3 separate regions of the Homo sapiens genome follow, and all the other regions are linked to region 1. The links are chromatin contacts, found by Hi-C or POLR2A ChIA-PET in ENCODE. All regions are on one chromosome and are shown on one strand. Each heading gives the region's core, a stretch centred on a gene start or an enhancer-like site at or near the end of the contact. The rest is flanking DNA. Distances are from core to core; before and after follow the strand shown.

What was found. Hi-C counts contacts between places; a loop is a spot of excess contacts on that map. ChIA-PET counts read pairs that join two places held with the same protein, here RNA polymerase II (POLR2A). Pooled maps may share reads with other maps.
Region 2: a map of psoas muscle shows a loop between it and region 1 (10-fold over the local background). The contact joins the promoter of SGK2 here to the enhancer-like site in region 1. A Hi-C loop is called at or near these places in 1 of 168 maps with a recorded cell type or tissue (psoas muscle) and 4 of 50 pooled maps. POLR2A ChIA-PET finds 5 or more read pairs at or near these places in 2 of 52 experiments (A673 and OCI-LY7).
Region 3: a pooled map shows a loop between it and region 1 (2.4-fold over the local background). The contact joins two enhancer-like sites. A Hi-C loop is called at or near these places in 1 of 50 pooled maps. POLR2A ChIA-PET finds 5 or more read pairs at or near these places in 3 of 52 experiments (B cell, HEK293 and Panc1).

Annotation. Positions count from the first base shown.
Region 1 is chr20:43,842,047-43,845,369 of GRCh38, reverse strand. No RefSeq gene overlaps it. Among named protein-coding and RNA genes, the nearest start is that of LINC01728, 51 kb to the left of the region's middle. Within about 2 kb of position 1,794, at least 4 of the 41 ENCODE cell types and tissues checked have a DNase peak (open chromatin) inside an H3K27ac peak, as active enhancers do.
Region 2 is chr20:43,557,237-43,560,559 of GRCh38, reverse strand. It overlaps SGK2 (serum/glucocorticoid regulated kinase 2), which reads right to left and starts at 1,533. Exons shown (of 13, transcript NM_170693.3): 1 at 1,401-1,533.
Region 3 is chr20:44,115,566-44,118,888 of GRCh38, reverse strand. It overlaps JPH2 (junctophilin 2), which reads left to right. Exons shown (of 6, transcript NM_020433.5): 3 at 266-384; 4 at 2,503-3,224. Among named protein-coding and RNA genes, the nearest start is that of JPH2, 70 kb to the left of the region's middle. RefSeq lists an enhancer at 1,946-2,240. Within about 2 kb of position 2,073, at least 5 of the 41 ENCODE cell types and tissues checked have a DNase peak (open chromatin) inside an H3K27ac peak, as active enhancers do.

The DNA of each region.
Region 1 (3,323 bases), core at 545-3,044:
AAATTGCATGGAGGTTATGGAGCATAAGTGGTGGGAGCCAGTGGTGAGAAATGAGTGTGGAGACTGTTAGGGCTTTATCAGGAAAAGCACTGGGCTTCAGGCTAATGAATGTGGGCTCCATGCAGAGGGTATTAGGAATCGAAGTTACCCCATCAGGTTCTGTGTGGGGAGGGCAGGTGCTGGGGCAGCCTGGAGCAGGAGCCTGGTGATGAGGCTGTGACAATTGTTGGATGAGGGACAGAGGATGACTAAGGAGGGTGGGAAGTAGGGGACCTGATGCCAGAAGGGGCGTGTTTGTTTCCTGTAGCTGCTATGACACATTACCATAAACATGATGGCTTAAAGCCACAGAAATTTATTCTCTCGCAGCTCTGGAGGCCAGAAGTCTGAAGTCATTATCACTAGGCTGAAATTAAAGAGTCAAGGGCACTGTGCTCCCTCTGGAGGCTCCAGGCCAGAATCCATTCCTTGCCTCCTCCAGCTTCTGGTGGCTGTGCCACTTTTTAACTTATAGCAGCATGACTCCAATTTCTACCTCGGTGTCACATTGCCATCTGTCTGTCTGTGTCAAATCTCCCTCTGCCTCTCTCTTATAAGGATTGTATGTAGGGCCCATAAATTAGCAGATAATTTTCCTATCTCAAAATCCTTATCACAGCCACAAAGACCATTTTGCCACATAAGCTAATATCAATATTTAGGGGCTGCAGGGATTAGTGCCTGGCACCTCATGGGGGCTGCTATTCAGCCTGCCACATGGATAAAAGGTATAGATTGCTCAGACACAGGATCTCCTGCCAGGCCTCACCCACATGGCCCCTGATGACCTCCACATCGCTAAGTCTCCTGGGCGATGCTCAGTCCTCATCTTACCTGACCCGGCACAGCTCAGCTCTCCTAGTTCTCCTCCAACCCTGCAACTACTCCTTCTCATTGCCTCTGTTCATCCCTCCTCTTCTCCCCAAGGCCCTGGGGGCCAGCCCTTGGTGACCATATCTACCCACATGCCAGCCACTCTAGCCTAGACCTCTGTCCCCATCTGGAAGCCCATAAACCTGACTCTCTCAACAGCTCCACTGGGATGTCTAGGAGGGCTTTCCACATCACAGCTCCAAAGCGGGACTCCTGATCTTTCCCCAAACCTGCCCCACCTGCAGACTCCCCCTTCTCAATTGTCAACCTGTCCAACCCATCAGGAGGCCTTGGCAGCTCGGTCTTCACAACACACTCAAATCTGACCCCTTCTCCCCGGTCCCAGCCACCCTCTCCTCTCTTACCTGAATTTGGCTGCAGCCACCTCACTGGCCTCCCTGCCTCCCCTCTCCAAGTGAGCCTTTTTGAAGGTAAATCAGATGGCATCATTTCACCCAGGGTCAAAGCCAGGCCTTGCATTGTTCTACAAGGCCCCGCATGATCTGCCCGCTCCCTGTCTTCTCTCTGACCTCATCTCCTGCTAAGATCTCTCTCCTCTTCCTACTCCTTCCTCTTCACCCACACTCTGCTATTCCTTGAGCTTGCAAGCGCCATTTCTTCCTCAGGACCTTTGCACTGGCTGTTCCCCTTCTTTGGAATGCTCTTCCCTTCAATACCCCCATGACTCATTCTCTTGATCCTTTAAAATCTTGCTCAAGGGTCAGCTTCTCAATAAGGCACACTCCGACTACCCCAATAAATATTGCAACCTCCTCCAAGATTCCCAGTTCCTCACCCTGCTCCACATCCTCCAAGGCAGTCCCCGGGGCACATCATTTGCTTATTCATGTTTCCTCTTGAGTCAGCCCCTGAGAGATGGAACGTAGGAATGTTTGTTGATTTTGTCCACTGGTTCCTCCTTTGAACGTAGATCAGTGCCTGGCACATCACAGATGCTCAGTGTATGTTTGTTGCATGGATCACTGCGTATGAGGTTGAGGGAGCAGCAGGAGATCAGAATGGCTTTGGGAGTCTAATTCCATGTGGACAGTCTCCTGTCTCCATGAGGCGGACAGGGCAGGGGCAGGTCAGGGGAGCTCAGGTTTGAGTGTGGAGGGTATGAGGCACCCAGGACCTACAGAGATACCTCCCAGTGCAGCTGGCTCTCTGGAACAAGAGCTCAGAGAGACATCTGGCTGCACGAAAGAGCCTGGCCTAAATGAGCCTGGCTTTGACCCTGGGTGAAACTATAACAGAAAGTGCACCTTCTAGCCCTACCCCAGAGTCAAGCTCACCTGGGTGTGAATCCCAGCTCCTCCCATTACTGACTGTGAGACTCTGGGCAGGTTCCCTCCCCTGCTGCACTTCAGTTTCCTCATCTATAAAATGGGGACAGCCACTGTACAGCATCTCACACCGTGTTGTTGAAAGGGTTAAATGAGATGATACTCAAAGCATTGAGTATGTGGCATATGCCCTTGTCTGCTTTCCAAGGGCCAGGTGGCAGGGCAGGTAGCAAGTCCCCAGGAAGCTGGCCTGGGACTCTGATTCACCCGCAAGCCCTGGGCCCCTCAGACATTTGAGGCTCCATCTTCAACCCCTCTCTCGAAAGGTCCAATCCCCCAGCTCTGCCTCGTGCTGTAGGCATTGCCATAGTTAAAGCAGGCTCTCAGCCACATCTGAGCCTGAGTTAATTGGCCTCTGACCCATTTTTCTAGCGGACTCATTACCTCTTATTTAGCCTTGAAGACTCTGGTGGCTGATTGGCAGAGAAGCTTTCACAGCTGGGAAGAGATATGGGATCTGGGTCAGCTGCCCACTGTCCGTGAACTCTGGCCTCAGTAGCTAATGGCAGAACCAAGGCAGGCAGAATGAATTTCCTGACCCCAGGACCAGGCCCACCAGGGAGATAGAGTCACCATGTTCCCCTTGTCCCAGCCTTGCCTGGCTTCCACGTGGTTGCATTCCAGCCACCCCATGTGGGGGCTGTAAGAAAAGGGGGAGGACTCAAGTGTTCCCTCCCTGCAGGGAACCCTGATGCTTCCAAATGATGCACCCCCAGGAGAGAATGATAGACGAGTAGGCTTTGCAGGCCACCCCCAGCCTGATTAATGCATGGGCAGCACCTCTTCTGGAAGGCCAGGTATGGAGCTTTGCCGGGGCCACTCTGCAGACAGCAGGGGTAGATGGGGGCCTTGGATACCTTACACAGCAGGGTGTTGTGGGATAAAGCGGCCAGGCTGCATTCTTCAGGGCCAGTCACTGCCCCACTCAGGGCCTCAGTTTCCCCATCTGTTGAATGAGGGTTCTGAGTAGATAATCCCTAATTGTGCTATCCAGTGTCATAGCACAAGCTACATGTGGTGATTGTGCCCTTGAAATGTGACTCGTCTTGTAAGTGTAAAATACAC
Region 2 (3,323 bases), core at 284-2,783, 280 kb after region 1:
ATGACCCAAGGTCACAGCGGGTTCTTAGGTTAGGTTATTTTAACTTTTTTTTTTTTTTTTTGAGATGGAGTCTCGCTCTGTCGCCCAGGCTGGAGTGCAGTGGCGCAATCTCTGCTCACTGCAACCTCCGCCTCCTGGGTTCAAGCAATTCTCCTGTCTCAGCCTCCCAAATAGCTGGGATTACGGGCATGTGTCACGACGCTCGGCTAATTTTTGTATTTTTAGTCGAGACGAGGTTCCACCATGTTGGCTAGGCTGGTCTCAAACTCCTGACCTCAGGTGATCCGCCTGCCTCGGCCTCCCAAAGTGTTAGGATTACGGGTGTGAGCCACTGTACCCGGCCGGTTATTTTAACTTTTATCTTTGTACTATTGTGTAAAGCTTCTCAAGATATTGCTGTTGAGTTAATATTCAAGTACTGAGTTCCTGGTGGGAACCTGGCATGCCCATGGCCCATCACACCCTCCCCCATCACCTTGACTGTGACCCCCATGCCTAAGCAGCCCTCAGTTCCTAAGGCTTTCTTCTCTCTCGCACCACGGTGTTCTAATTTTCTGGCCAGAAGCTGGACATCAATATATTCTCCTAACTCTTCAGACTCCGCAAACTCCCACTCAAGCCCCTCCATGAGTCCTCAAGCCTGTCCCTTTCCTAACTTGCCACAGCCCAGACTTGCCTCCCTCTGTCCCACTGTTACATGGACCTGCTTACAGCTCCCTGGCCCTGCCAAATGGGGTGTGGGGGTGGGACAGTGTCACACAGTTCTCTCTCCTTGGAACATTCCCCAACAAACCTGGTCTTTCCAGCTCACCTTTTCACCTGTTCTCATTGCCTTTCCTGGAAGCCAGATGACCCTCCGATCCCATGCACCCTCTCCTGCTGCTGTCCCTGTCTTCACTGTAACTTGTTCATTTACACGCCTGCCCAGTTCAAGTGCCAACTTGATCTTATTTTGTTCCCACAACCCCACGGGTTAGGAACTATCATCGTCCCTGTTTCAAGGAGGAGAAAACTGAGGCAAGGACAGGGAAGTGACATGATCAAGACAGTTAATAAATGACATAACCAGGATTTGAACCCAGGCCATCTGACTGCAAAGCCCACGGCCTGGAATTTCAGGAAGACAATAGAAAGCTAGAAAAGGAAAAAATGAAGTCAGTGGGAAGGAAGTGAGGATGTAAGTTGGTTAGTTAAGGAGGAAGAAAATTAGGCAGCTGAGAAAGCAGATAGTTGGGAGGGAAGGAAGGAAAGGAAGGAGGGAGAAGGGAAAGAAGTCGCCAAGGAAGAAAGGAAGGAAAGAAAGTAAACAGGTACTAGGAAAGATGTTAGCTAGGTAACTAGTCAATCTGGAGACCAATAGGCGAGCAGGCAGGTATCCTGCTCACAGGTGAGCCTCTCACCTGAAAACTCCAGGTTCCTGCTCAGGTCCTGGGGAGCAGCCCCATGCACGGCTCTGCCCTCTTCTCTCTCTTCATGGTCCTTCTGACTGGAGGCACAATCCTGACTTGTCAAGCAACCTTCCCAGTCAGGAATGACCTGTCACCCACTCGCTCCTGGCTCCCAAACCGGCTCAAGTTCAACCTCCCAGCCCTGCCTGCTGGAAGCTGGCTTCGGGGCCTTCCAGTTACTAATTAACCACTGGACCTGAATTACCAAGCTGGCTGCACACACTGGCTCCTGGATGGGCCCTGCCTGGGGGACTCTCTGAATTTTTTAAAGCACAACTTGTTATGTGACCATGGGCAACTGACTTCAGCTCCCTGAGCCTCATGTGAATTGGTGACGGATGGTGTGTCCTGCTGGAGGGACGGTTTCTGAAGTCCCTTTCAACACTGGAACTGCCGCACTCTCTCAAGGTCCAGCTTAAGTGCTGACTCCTACACAGCCTTCCCTGATTCCCTCCGCTGAGTCATCTTCCCTTTCGCTTGGAACCTAGTGAACCAGCAACTGAAAGGTTGGTCTCACACAACACCCTCCTCCACCCCTTCCCTAATGGGGGCCACCAGCCCCTATGTTCAGTCATTTCATGGAAACTTCCAGGACTGGGCAGCTCATTTCCCCCTGAGCCAGCCTCTGGCAATTTCTTGTGTTAAGCCGAAGACTGCCACCCACAGCCTACCCGACCAAGCACTGCCCTGGCACCGTTCTGGGAGAATCACAGCTGAGTTGAAACCTATGCCCCACTCTGCCCTTCAGAGATTTGAGGCTCAGGAACCAGAGATGAGTTCACCCTGGAGAACAGGGAAGGCTTTCTCGGGGGTTGACCCAAAGCTTCCCAGGCCCTGGGTTCTTTTTTTTTTTTCTTTGAGACAGAGTCTCGCTCTGTCACCCAGGCTGGAGTGCAGTGGCGTGATCTCAGCTCACTGCAAGCTCCGCCTCCCAGGTTCACGCCATTCTCCGGCCTCAACCTCCCGAGTAGCTGGGACTACAGGCGCCCACCACCACGCCCAGCTAATTTTTGTATTTTTAGTAGAGATGGGGTTTCACTGCATTAGCCAGGACGGTATCGATCTCCTGACCTTGTGATCTGCCCGCCTCGGCCTCCCAAAGTGCTGGGATTACAGGCGTGAGCCACCGCGCCTGGCCGGCCCTGGGTTCTAACTCAGGGCACAGGCAGGGCCTGGACCCCTGGACAGGTAAGGAAAGCTCTGCCCAGTGACCCCTCCTGAGCAGGCTGACTTTCACACTGCTTCCTCCATTGCCTTTCCATTAAAATGTCAACAACTTTCTGGTAATTCTGGTGCCTTAAACACCGGCTGCTCTGCTGTGCTCCGGAGGAGCCCTGCATGGCCACACACCCCACCTCCACCAACACACATAGCAGCATGTGTCTGGCCCTGGTCCAGATAGGGGAGGTAGCTGGCCCAAGTGCACAGAGCAAATCAGGGCAGCGCACAAGGTCCTGCCCTTTCCAGAGCTCCTGCTGCTGCTGCTGCTGTGCCACCAAGCTCCCTCTCCTCTGCTCTTCCAGAGCTGCTTAAAAAACCCCCAAACACGCCACATACTGGTATTGGTTGCATAAAGTGTATCAAATAATTCCAACTTACAGAAGAATGTCAAATAAAAAGTAAAAGCTTTCCCTCCAGCCCATCTTCAATCTCATTTCCAGAGGCAGCTGCTGTTAACTAAAGGGTGACAATCCGGCTGGGCGCCATGGCTAATGCCTGTAATCCCAGCACTTTGGGAGGCTGAGGTGGGTGGATCACGAGGTCAGGAGATCGAGACCATCCTGGCTAACATGGTGAAACCCCATCTCTACTAAAAATACAAAAAGTTAGCCAGGCGTGGTGGCGAGTGCCTGTAGTCCCAGCTACTCGGGAGGC
Region 3 (3,323 bases), core at 824-3,323, 270 kb before region 1:
ATAATGCACTGGCCAGAACTCAGTCACCTGACCACACCTAACTGCAAGGGAGGTTGGGAAAGGTAGTCTATCTAAGTGCTCAGAAAGAAGAAGAAATGATCTGGAGAATGCATAGCAGTCTGGGCCATGAGGCTCAATAAATATTCATTGACTGCCTGCGTGAAAGAATGCTGTGTTTAGCATGTCTCTTTGTGGGTTGGGGAGAAGGGGCAGAAGGCTGGTTCTCTGGAAGGATCCTGAGTCTTCTGCCACATTGTCTCCATAGGACAAGCCACGCCAAGGCCAAAGCTGAGGCAGCGGAACAGGCCGCCCTGGCTGCCAACCAGGAGTCCAACATTGCTCGCACTTTGGCCAGGGAGCTGGCTCCGGACTTCTACCAGCCAGGTAGGGCCAGCCAGGGAAGGATGGGCAGGGTAGGGCTATCCCTAGGGTGGGCGCTTTTCTTTGCTTACTGGAATCTGAGATGCCCAAGTGGTTTCCTGGATGCCCGTGAGTCTCAGAAACTGGGGCATGGTGCAAATGTGGGATGGGATGATGCAGGGGTAGGTGGGGAGACACATCTCTGCCTTCATGCTGAGCTCGAGGGGAGGGCAGCAGAGTCACTCCAAGTGGTCTTTTCTCTCTGCTCTGAGCAGGGAAGACAGTTGGAGCTGGTGAAGCTTAGAGGAGAGAAGTCACTGGTGGATGAGAGGGAAAAATGGCTTCTTGCACTTGCCCAACAGTTTCAGTCAAGCATTGAGCACTGTCCATGTGTCAGGCACTGTACCAGGCTCTGGGGTTACATAAGTGGGTTCCAAAATCTAGGGGAGCAGAGAGTCACAAAAACAACAGAGCTAGGGGTACCATAAACAGACTCTGCATTCATTCAAACCCTGATTCCGCTGCTTCCCAGCTGTGAGACTTTGAGTGAGGTGTTTAACCTCTGTAAACCTCAGTTTCCTGATCTGTAAAATGGTAGTAAGAATGGTGCCTGCTTTTTTGTGCATGGATTAAATGCATGTAAGGTACATTCCCAGTCCTCAGTAAGCTCTCAGTGACTGTGGCTGTTGTTTCATGATTATGGTTCCATTTCACACAGCAGGATGAGCACTGTGCGGTTAGAATGGGAGAGGAGGGAGCTCACAGGAAGCAGTTAGGCAAGAGGAAGTGTTAGAGAAGGCTGCCCTCAGGAGAGGCCATTTGAGCTGAATCTTGCAGGCTGAACAAGAGTCTATCAAGTCAGTGGGTCTCAAATTTGACACAGATTGCTGGGTCCACCCCCAGAGTTTCTGATTCAGTAGGTCTCAGGTGGAGCCCATGAATGAATGTGCATTTCTAAGGATCAGGCGATGTGGATACTGCTAGTCTGAGACCACACTTTGAGAGCTGCTGTACCAGATAGCGCTGGGTGGGATGAGTGGAGGAGGTGCAAAGGCACAGAAACTCGGACAGAGCAGCATGCCAGGAAGCCACATCACAAAGTAGGCTGTGGGTCCTGAGAATCGAGGCTGCAGAGTAAGGAGGACCTCCCGGCCTTGGTAGAGATCTGGCACATGGATAGAGTGGTGGGAACCCCTGAGGGACAGAGATGGGGATTCTCTGCGATGAAGGTTTTGTTTTTTTGTTTTTTTTGAGACGGAGTCTCGCTCTGTCACCAGGCTGGAGTGCAGTGGCGCGATCTCAGCTCACTGCAACTTCCGACTCCCTGGTTCAAGCAATTCTCCTGCCTCGGCCTCCTGAGTAGCTGGGATTACAGGCACGCGCCACCATGCCCAGCTAATTTTTGTATTTTTAGTAGAGACAGCATTTCACTATGTTGGCCAGGATCGTCTCGATCTCCTGACCTTGTGATCCGCGCGCCTCGGCCTCCCAAAGTGCTGGGATTACAGGCGTGAGCCACCGCGCCCAGCCATGAAGGGTTTTTAAGTTAATGACATGATCAGATGTGTGTTTTCTAAACGTGATCCTGGCTGCAGAAAGGAGGCCAAAGGAGGCCTGATGAAAAACCTAGGAGCGAAAACCTATGCCTGGGAGGATCCCTCACTTCTGGTCACAGCGCTCCCCCTGCTGGTCTATGCCGGTGCGGGGCCCTGAGCTCCGCCTTTGACATGCATTTTCTCAATCCTTCCATTCGTATTTATAAAATAGGTATGATCAGGCCCATGTTTCAGATAAGGGAATGGAAAGAGACGCGTGCCAAAGTAAAGGGCATCGCCTCTGGAGCCAGACTGCTGGGTGCTAGTCCTGGCTCTGCCCTTCGACAGCTGTGTGTCTTTGGGCAAGTGATTTAACCTCTCAGAGCCTCCCTTTGAGGTTCACAGTAGCATCAACTTCATAGGGATACTACAGGGATTAGATGAGTTAATATTTGGAAAGTGCTTGGAACAGTGCCTGGCACTTGGTCAGTGCTATGTGAGTGCCGACTGAGCCCATGAATGAGGCTCGAGAGGTGAAGTGGCTGGCCCAGGATCACCCAACAGTGGTGCGGGGTTCGAGCCCAGCCTCCCTGTGTTGCCCTGGCAGGTCCGGAATATCAGAAGCGCCGGCTGCTGCAGGAGATCCTGGAGAACTCGGAGAGCCTGCTGGAGCCCCCCGACCGGGGCGCCGGCGCAGCGGGCCTCCCACAGCCGCCCCGCGAGAGCCCGCAGCTGCACGAGCGTGAGACCCCTCGGCCCGAGGGTGGCTCCCCGTCACCGGCCGGGACGCCCCCGCAGCCCAAGCGGCCCAGGCCCGGGGTGTCCAAGGACGGCCTGCTGAGCCCAGGCGCCTGGAACGGCGAGCCCAGCGGTGAGGGCAGCCGGTCAGTCACTCCGTCCGAGGGCGCGGGCCGCCGCAGCCCCGCGCGTCCAGCCACCGAGCGCATGGCCATCGAGGCTCTGCAGGCACCGCCTGCGCCGTCGCGGGAGCCGGAGGTGGCGCTTTACCAGGGCTACCACAGCTATGCTGTGCGCACCACGCCGCCCGAGCCCCCACCCTTTGAGGACCAGCCCGAGCCCGAGGTCTCCGGGTCCGAGTCCGCGCCCTCGTCCCCGGCCACCGCCCCGCTGCAGGCCCCCACGCTCCGAGGCCCCGAGCCTGCACGCGAGACCCCCGCCAAGCTGGAGCCCAAGCCCATCATCCCCAAAGCCGAGCCCAGGGCCAAGGCCCGCAAGACTGAGGCTCGAGGGCTGACCAAGGCGGGGGCCAAGAAGAAGGCGCGGAAGGAGGCCGCACTGGCGGCAGAGGCGGAGGTGGAGGTGGAAGAGGTGAGGCTGTCGGGCAAGGTGTGCCTAAGGTCGGGTTCCCTAGAGGTAGCAGGGCTTGAGGGAGGATTCAGGGGCAGGGGATTTGGGGGTTGCTGGGGT